Regions from separate parts of the Homo sapiens genome. Here region 2 is linked to region 1. A link is a loop called in an ENCODE intact Hi-C map of the cell type or tissue named here. Cell type or tissue: heart right ventricle. All regions are shown on one strand.

The links. Hi-C counts contacts between places; a loop is a spot of excess contacts. Peaks named below come from ENCODE experiments on the same cell type or tissue, not always from the same donor. Only the 100,000 strongest peaks of a DNase experiment are listed, where the experiment ranks them.
Region 2: it touches region 1 in a loop (3-fold over the local background); 1 of 110 quality-filtered maps calls a loop at or near these places.

Annotation. Positions count from the first base shown.
Region 1 is chr18:22,002,861-22,007,860 of GRCh38, forward strand. No RefSeq gene overlaps it. Among named protein-coding and RNA genes, the nearest start is that of LINC01900, 24 kb to the left of the region's middle. In heart right ventricle, no CTCF peak of the experiment used is centred here; no DNase peak of the experiment used is centred here; H3K27ac peaks cover 330 bases.
Region 2 is chr18:22,242,817-22,247,816 of GRCh38, forward strand. It overlaps LOC105372018 (a long non-coding RNA gene), which reads right to left. Exons shown (of 3, transcript XR_001753369.2): 2 at 1,154-1,368; 3 at 116-216. Among named protein-coding and RNA genes, the nearest start is that of GATA6, 76 kb to the left of the region's middle. In heart right ventricle, no CTCF peak of the experiment used is centred here; no DNase peak of the experiment used is centred here.

The DNA of each region.
Region 1 (5,000 bases):
GAAAGAGGTGGAGGCAGGCAGTGGTGTGATGGGTGGGTACAGGAGTTGCCAAGTACTCTGGGACTGTTACTTATTTCCTTCTGTTTCGGGCCCTTGGAGGATGTTAAAGTCTAAATAGTTAGGTTTTTTCTTTTCTCCCTAAATTGGCAGGAGAATAAAATGTGCGAATGTATTTAAAAAACTAAAGTATTACAGAAAAGGAAGGCGGTATTATTAGTTCATTTAGAGCTCACCATGACTCTATAAGGTTGACTTATCAGAGATCACCGTCCTCATTTTTAATTTGATTGGGTTAAGGAGTAGGTAAATGAGGTTGCCAGGTCCAAAGTCACCCAGTTGGTAAGGACGAGCCAGGAGCAGGACCAGTGTGCTCTGTTGCGTCTCGGAAGGAAGGGCCAGCCCAGCCGGCTGGTGTGGGAACCATGCAAGATTAAAGCCTTAGGAGGAAATGTATTAGGAAAGATATAAATTTGACTTAAAACTTTCTTTACCATTTAAGAAATTAAATAGGCTTTTTTTTTCCAAATTAAAAATCTCTGATATAGAAATATCCTAGAAATATCTTACACATGAGAACCACCAGCCTTGTTCTCCTACTGGCACCCCCCGGAAAAAAAATTGTCCCTGAATGGACATGTTCTGCTGCTTGGGGTGTGTGTACGTGTGTTTTGTGTGTGACTTTCTCCCAAGTTCCAAGTTCCATCTCCAAGTGAGATGGAATTCAGAACCCCTTTTGCCTTGAAGACACTATCATAAGTTGATTTCCCACGATAGCCTTTGTAATTTTACTTCAAGCATAATCCACAAGTAAAACATAATTTGGGACAGACGAGGTGGTTCACGCCTGTAATCCCAGCACTTTGGGAGGCTGAGGCGGGTGGATCACCAGGTCAAGAGTTCAAGACCAGCCTGACCAACATGGTGAAACCCCATCTCTACTAAAAATACAAAAAAATTTAACCAGGCATGGTGGCACGTGCCTGTAATCCCAGCCACTCAGGAGGCTGAGGCAGGAGAATCACTTGAACCGTGTAGGCGGAGGTTGCAGTGAGCAGAGATCAAACCACTGCACTCCAGCCTCGGCAATAGAGGAGACTCCATCTCAAAAAAAAATAAAATAAAATAAAAATTTTGACAAAAAGTTATTTCCAATATTATAGATTTTCATTTCAAATGCACACACGATATTTAGGAACTTTATTAAATAGACTTTGTGAACTAGCACAGGGACTTAATCTCCACTTGTAACACTGTTTCTTTTTCTTTTTTCTTTGTTTTTTTTTTTTTGAGGAGTCTTGCTCTGTCACCCAGGTTGGAGTGCAATGGCACAACCTCGGTTCACTGCAACCTCCATCTCCCAGGTTCAAGCGATTCTCCTGCCTCAGCCTCCTGAGTAGCTGGGATTACAGGTGTGTGCCACCATGCCTGGCTAATTTTTGTATTTTTAGTAGAGGTGGGGTTTCACCATGTTGGCCAGGCTGGTCTCGAACTCCTGACCTCAGGTGATCTGCCCACATCGGCCTCTGAAAGTGTGGGATTACAGGCATGAGCCACCGTGTCTGGCCAACACTGTTTCTATCACAAAAGGTGTTATTGGCCGGGTGCTGTGGCTCACACCTGTAATCCCAGCACTTCGAGAGGCCGACCGAGGTGGGTGGATTACTTGAGGTCAGGAGTTTGAGACCAGTCTGGCCTACATGGTGAAATGCTGTCTCTACAAAAAATACAAAAATTACCCGGGCATGGTGGTGCACGCCTGTAATCCCAGCTACTCAGGAGGCTGAGGCAGGAGAATTGCATGAACCTAAGAGGCGGGGTTGCAGTGAGCCAAGATCACACCACTGCACTCCAGCCTGGGCAACAGAGTGAGGTTGTGTCTCAAAAGAAAAAAAAAAAAAGGTGTTGTTGGTTCCAAAACTCCAACTCACACATTTTAAGAATGCTGACCACTTGTCGATGGGAAGTCTGTCATTGACTGTCCTGATAACTGGTCTCTGAAAACTAATGTTCCTTATTACAAATTTCTCTAGTATATGAAGACATGATCAGGCTAGAGTGTGCCAGAAAATTTATGCCAAAAGATGGGCAACAGGAAGGCACATCAAATGTGAAAACAAATGGAAGATTCCAAACGTTCTGAAGTCGTGTTCCTGATTATTCTAAAGGAGTCTCTTGTTTTCTATGCTCCTGGCACCCTTTTCTAATCTGCCAGCACTTTAGACAGCAACCCCAAGCCCTGTCTGGACTGTGGTCCTGAATCCTCTGAAAGTGAGGAGAAGAAAGAGTTCCCAGAAGGCGTATCCATTTAGGAATCTCAGAGTGACACTCAGAAGCCAGATTGTCAGGGCAGTCTCCTCACTTCTCCATCTCTGTCTGGTTCCCCTGCAACTCCCCACCTCTGGGTGAACTCTCCCAGGCCTTAGCACTAGCTGTGCCTCAAGCTGGCATGAGCAAAATATTAACGGATGGAGATTTGTCTGTATTTTTGAAACCTATCAACACAGCTGCTTTCTCAGATTTTGCTGTGTAGGCTGAATTACAAAACCAGGAATCAAATTTATGTAGTTGTTCACATCTGACTTGAACAAATAAACACAGATTTGAGTTATGGCTCAGCTAGCTAACTTGAGACCTGGATTCATCTTCCCATCATAATTTTCCCTTCTGCTTTCTTTGTGAGCCCCCTCCCTCTTTGTCTTCCTTTCATTGTTGCAAACATTTTTTTACTGTTACTTGTGGGCCAAGAGCCTATTAATTAGGAGCTGGTCTGTAGGCCCCAGCGGGAGCTTGTTTGGACTCAGCTCATGAAGCATTCTCACTGTACTTGATTCATGATGGGGCTGGAGGCCAACGGCTCAGTTTTGTTGTAGCCTTTCTGTGAAGGAGACCAGGCCTGGGAATGGGGAGCACGCCTGGCTTTTGGCTCTGCTGAGACTTCCTAATGTGTTTGTAAATCTTTTGAGCCCTGTAAGTAGCCATGCCTGCTAGATAGCTGAAGCACAGACCTGGAAATCGGCCACTATCTAGTCCTAATTCTAATATTTCTCATCCAGGCTTGTGTGTGCCCATTTATAAAATGGCTATTAAGATTACTTCCTCCCCAAGGTCCCTGATTAGGTATTTTCATATGGAATCACTCTTTGGGACCAATCCTCTTGTGGAATAACTTTACTTGATTCTCACAAATCTGGCATTTCAGGGTCTCCCCAGTCTGAGTCCAACTCATTTCCCCTGTTTTCATGCCTTTATATTTTGTACTGGCCAAAAGAGGCTTTACATGATTCCTTGAGACTGCTCTTTTCTGGCTCAAAATCTTGACTCTCTGGGATCTGGACCTTTTGACTTACTGTCTAGTAAGTGCCTTCTAGAGCCACAGGCCGGTAGAGATGGCAGGGACCTGGAGGGCCAGAAAAAGCTCTGGGAGTCTGGGTGGAAGGCTCAGGCGTCACGCTTTTCAGATCTCTTTCTGCTCTTTGAGAGCTTTTCTTAGGCCAGTACCACAAACTGCTTTGGGGTGTACTATTATGAGTGCCTCTGTTTTTGTCTTTTGGGAACATGTCTTGTCTCTCTGCCACTATGCTATAAGAATGAAGACATGCTATGCTTATATTTTAAAGCCATGACTTCTAAAAGAAAAATATTTTCTCTCCAGAGAGGTCTAAATCTTTAAAAGTATGAATGAAGTAAATGTGATATTTATAAAACCCTTTGTGATGAAGGGCCTTTGAGCAAACACTCAATAATGGAAAAATCAATGAAAATGTTCGTATGAAAAGAAACTGGCCAATCTGTCTTTGTGAGTGTCACATTTCTTTGCTGAAACAGCTTGTCTTCCATCTGATAGTTGCAAGGTCCACTGTTGGCAAATGTAACATTAAGATGGCGGAACAGTGAAGGATTTTTCAGCTTTGTCAATCACTTGTTTTATCTGTCAATAGATTTCCATGTTACTGTGTTTTTGATGATTACATCTATATCATTAAGTAAATTTTTGCCAATGAGGGATTTTAGAGCGTGATCCCATAAATATTAAATTGCTTGTTAGTTGCTATTCATTGGGAAGATTACTTCACCAGGGTGCTGCAAAACAATCTGAGTCACAGCCCATGACCAAGTCAAAGATGGAAAAAGGTGCAGGTCCACAGAAGGTGTAAAATGAATTTATAAATGGTGTCCATTAAAGTGAATTGAGTGTCTGAGAGCAACTTTATTGCAACTGCAGCCCACGCACACTGATTGGCACCATCAGTCTCTCACTCTGGCCTCAATTTTGGTTGATATCATGCCAAATTGACAATACGCATCAATTATAAAAACATTTACTCTTGTGCAAGTCCATTCTTTGTAGGATTGTATAACATAGCAACCTTTCAAAATAGTCTAAATGTTCATCAATAAGGGTCTAATTAAACAGATAATAATATAGCCACACAGTGGGATACTATGCAGCTATTAAAGAAAAAAAAAGGTGGCCAGGCGCGGTGGCTCACGCCTGTAATCCCAGCACTTTGGGAGGCCGAGGTGGGCGGATCACGAGGTCAGGAGATCGAGACCATACTGGCTAACATGGTGAAACCCCATCTCTACTAAAAATACAAAAAAATTAGCCAGGCACGGTGGCAGGCACCTGTAGTCCCAGCTACTTAGGAGGCTGAGGCAGGAGAATGGCGTGAACCCAGGAGGCGGAGCTTGCAGTGAGCCGAGATCGCACCACTGCACTCCAGCCTGGGTGACAGAGGGAGACTCTGTCTCAAAAAAAAAAAAAAGAAAAAAAAAAAGGCACACTTTGGGAGGCCAAAGCGAGAGGATTATTTGAAGCCAGGAGTTCAAGACCATCCTGGGTGACGTAGCAAGACTCTGTCTCTATTTTATCAAAATTTATAAAATATAACAACCCCAAAATGCAAATCTTTATATATTCATATGGAAACTTTTCCAGGATATATTGTGTAGTTAAAAAAAAAAGCAAGATGTTGATCAGTGGGTATAGTGTGTGATCT
Region 2 (5,000 bases), 240 kb after region 1:
GGCCAGATGAGCCCCCATGGATCCTAGCGGCCCCCATCCCTGCCCTCACTCCAGAGTGCCCTCTCCACCCATAACTGCATGGCTGTGATTAGTTATATAGCTCATTTGGATTCTACTTGCCTTTATTTCTCGCATGTGTTTGCCTTGTCTCCTGCTCTTGATTGTAGATGGCAGAAGTTTAGAATTTTAAGAGTCTCAGGACAGACGGAATCACACCTAATAGCACAGTGAAAGCACAGTGTCTGACTTTGCCTTGTCATTGATTGAGATTTGAGTCTAGAAGTCCCTGAATTTCAGCTGACAAGAAAGGGATGGGCTGGCATGAGAGTCACTCCATGCCCAGTGCTGGGCTGAGGACAGTGGCTGAGCCCACCGGTGGAGTCATCATCCTCTGTAGTCTCCATCGGCCCCTGCAAAGCTACCCAGGAAAAATGATGATCTTAATAACATCTTTTAATCTGGACAATTGCTATTTTTCAATTCAACGTGAAGTCTGAAAGGAACATTATTTTTATTAAACTTAACTCAAAAGTATGCTTGCTATAAAGACGCTCCTTTAAGACAAGTTCCCCAGCTCTCCCCTTTTAACCTTATCCTCTCCCATATGGAAATTCTGATTCCACCAGTGGCTACATCTCTGTGGGTTGCAAAGATGGGAGCTGAGGGGCTCACCATCAAGGAAACTGACCAGGTCAATATTGGTCAATACTGAAACCCTACCACAAGGCCAGCCAATGTCAGAGACAGACATTTTATTTGAAATGTAATAAATTTCAGAGTGTAATAAATAGAGAGGCTGTGACTGATGACTACTTTTTTTCAGAAGTAGATGGAGGTAATTTTGCTGTGCACATTCCGCCAAGCACAGGGTAAATAAATAACACTCAGCAAGTTACGAATTTGTTTAAACAGTGGGTGTCTCACTGGGTGTCAGAATCGTAAATGTATCTGAGGTCCCTTTTATACCATTCTCTGGATATAACAATCCTGATCCCTAACTGCAACATTTTTTTGGATTGCTTTAAACCCAAACTGTCAAGTGACAGACTCAGGAGTGAAAGTTAAGCTTTCAGTATCCAAAAACTCACTCATGCACAATGTAAGCCCCAAACAGTAGTGAGTTCTCAATGAGAACTCCATTTCAATAACTTACCCGACCTGGTCTGCTCCCAGATGACCCACGTGTTGTCTGTAAGGATCTCTCCCAATCTTTCTAATGATCTGTGAGATATGTGTATTTATCTCCATTTTACATGTAAGAGAACGGAGGCTCAGAGGGTAGACGATGTGCCAAGAGCATGAAGCTGCAAAGGCTGCGGCAGTGTCTGCATCCAGGTCCCTTCGACAGCAAAGCTCGTGCTCTTTCCACTACACAATAATGAACACATGGAGTAGGATTTGGCATGTGAGAGAACCAGCTAAGATTCTATGGCAGATATTTTTCTATTTACTTATTTTATTTTATTATTATTATTTCTTGTTTGAGACAGAGTCTCCCTTGCCCACCCAGGCTGGATTGCAGTGGTGCGATCGTGGCTCCCTGCAGCCTCGACCTCCCAGGTTTAAGCGATCCTCCGATCTCAGCCTCCCCAGTAGCTGGGACTACTGTTGTGCACCACCACGCCTGGCTATTTTTTATTTTTATTTTTTCTGTGGAGATGGGGTCTCCACAATGTTGCCTGGGCTGATCTCAAACTCCTGGGCTCAAGTGTTCCTCCTGCCTTGGCCTCCCAAAGTGCAGAGATTACAGGCATGAACCACTGTGCCCAACATCAATTTATTTATTTTAAAAAGGAACAAGAGGAAGAAGGTAGGTCATAAATTGCTTTATCACTTTCTTTTCTTTATCTCTCGTCTCCTTAGCTTTTCAACCCCATTCCAATTCCTCTCTTGATCATCTCAAGTCCTGTGTAAATCCCAAATTTAAAAAAAAATTTATTTAAAAATAATTTTAAACTTGTAGAAATGAGAAAAACCTTATCTCCCTTTCACCCAGATTCCCAAATTGTTAATATTTTGTATTTGCAGGCTGTCTCTCTTGCCCTGTCTCTCTCCATATATATCGTTTATTTATATATATTATACATAGATAAATAATTAATACATAGTCTTTTTCTGAACGATCTGAGAACAAGTTGCTGACATGCTACTCCATCAGCCCTAATTATTCTAGTGTGTATTTCCTCCAAACAGGGACACTCTCTAACACCACCATCATACAACCATCCAAGCCACCTTCCTACATGATCATTTGTTTCTTTTTAAAAAATGTTTTATTAGAGATGAGTCTTGCTTGGTCGCCCAGGCTGGAGTGTAGTGGCACGATCATAGCAGCCTGGGCTCAAGCAATCCTCCTGCCTCAGCCTCCCGTATAGCTGGGACTACAGGTGCACATACCACACCCCCATCCATTATCATTTCACAGACCCCATTTACGCTTTGCCAACTACCCCAAGAATGCCACTTCTTTCTTTCTGGTCCAGGATACAATTCAGGCTCATATGCTACATTTAGTTGTGAAGCCTCTATAGTCTCTTCTGATCTGGAGTGGTTCTTTAGTCTTCCCCCTGTGTTCCCCTACCTTGTAGAATGGCCCGTGCCTGGGTCTGCCTGACGTTTCCTCATGCTCTGACTCAGGTCGGGCATTCTTGGCAGGGATGCTATAGAAATGGTGTTGTGCACCGAGGAGGTCCATGTTGTCAACCTCAACCGTCTCACCACTGATGTTAGGGGAGCCTTCCTCCATCACCTTGTTTATGTCACCCAGGTGGTAGTATGATCACGGCTGACTCCAGCCTCAAACTCCTGAGCTCAAGCGATCCTCCTGCCTCAGCCTCCCAAAGTACTGGGATTACGGGTGTTAATATGCATCTGTGTGGTACTGTTTCTTTTGTTTGTTTGTTTGAGATGGAGTCTCACTCTGCTGCCCAGGCTGGAGTACAGTGGTGCGATCTTGGCCCACTGCAACCTCTGCCTCCCAGGTTCAAGTGATTCTTCTGCTTCAGCCTCCTGAATAGCTGGGATTACAGGTATGTACCACCACGCCCGGCTATTTTTTTTTATTTTTAGTAGAGACGGGGTTTCACCATGTTGGCCAGGCTGGTCTCGAACTCCTGACCTCAAGTGATCTGCCTGCCTCGGCCACCAAAGTGCTGGGATTACAGGTGTGGGTACTGTTTCTTAATAAGACCCACAATATGTTTTGAGTTTGGTTTTATAAGATAGATACCATTTCCTGACACCCAGAAAAGCTCAGTGTTCACTTTTTTCCCCCTCAATTTTTATAAGTGTACAAAGAACATTTCTATAAAAATTCTCACCTGGCCTATTGTGAAGGGCAGAAGGAAAGAAGGTAAAACTCATACATAACTAGGGAAAAATGGGGAAGTTCTAAAGTTAAAGTTTAAGTCATGTCAACCATAGAGACCTCAGACGTATTTCCTACTGTGCCTATTTAGGTGAGGTGGAGGGCAGGGATGGAGGAAATCGATGATCTTACAACAAAACTGTTTTTAACACTCTCCTGGCCCCTACTAGATTACTTAAGATTTTAGTGAAATAGGTCATTTTGCTTTGCAATCTGCTTAGAACTTTCTGGTTATTTTGAGGATTCTTCCATTCAGAGAAATCAGTAGCGAGTTTGGAGTGAGCCTGATCTCCAAGGTCCTGGGGTGGGCCCAGGAGCGACGCAGAGTCTGGAATCACGTGGACATGCACACAGTGGGAAAAGCAGGCTTGGTTTTTCCTGTGTCTCCTTGGGCAAAGTACTTCATTTCTCAGAGTCTCAGCTTCCTAATCTATAATGTGGAGGCTACTTCAAGGAAAGAGAAAAAAGAGAGAATGGTCACAGTGCTTGACACATAGTGAGCATCCAGAATGTGTTAATGATGATTACAGGGCAAGCCTAATGCCTGGCCCTTGACCTAGGTTGCTCATGGTTCAGTTTAGCCAATGAACTATGAACTATGAGTATTCTAGAAGTCAAATCACCACCTTGTTAGCTTGCATCTCCTAGTGTTGCCACCACTCCCAAGGCACCAAGGAACTTGGGTATTTTTGGAAATTAAACACACACACACACACACACCCCCCACGTCACTTGCCTTCATGATGTGCCAAGGATGTTTCTCTAGCCCCCACTTCACCATCTTAGATGAAGTTCCGAAGAAATGGACCCTCAGAGAAGGACTCGCATGCCAGTAGCTTATTAAGGAGCCAGGTAAGGGAGGAGGAGGAGCAGGAGGGAAAGAGATACCGCCGCCATCAGTCCCCACAGAGGGCAGCTTCAGCTTGATTTTTGCAGAAGAGTCCTGAACTATTAGGGATGATTCAGAATTCTCCTAGCACCTGTCGGTCACTGGACCTACCCTGGGGAAAGAACTCTCAGGCTCTTCGGCTCTCTGCCCTCTGGACAAAGGGGCTCCAGCAGCCCTGGAAGTCCTCCAGAGCAGAGCCTTGGGTGCTGGCTGTGGGAACTGAAAGCACATTGAAGTTGGGGGTTGGAGGGGAAGCACTGACATTTCTGCCACTAGACCCCACACCAGTGCTCAGGGTTCTGGAGTTTTGACAAGGCTGGAGGCAACCATGGCAGGTGAAGCTGGTGGCACACACTGCCCCCTCTCTCTCCCCTCCCTCTCATCGCCACAGTTCTTACCCCTTGACAGGAAGGCAGTGTCAAGGCCTTGGGATCTCCAACTCAATTTCTGTCTTTTCTGTCAAGCTGGACATGATTCTGCCCAAAACCCACCTCCTGTCCTGCCAGCCCAGACTTCTCTTTTTCCTTTGTAAGCCCTGGGTCTTTCTCGTTCTAGTTAATACCAGTAAATGAAAGAGTCATGGAAATCACAAGAGAAGAGTCATCTCTCCCAGGACAGGGCACCGTGAATTGCCAAAGAAGTAGTTGATATCATAGCAAGACCTACCATGCAGAAGACGAGAGCGCTGTCTAGGATGGGGTGGTTAGGAAAAGAAGAACGTCTCTGGGCTTAGGCTGGTCTTCA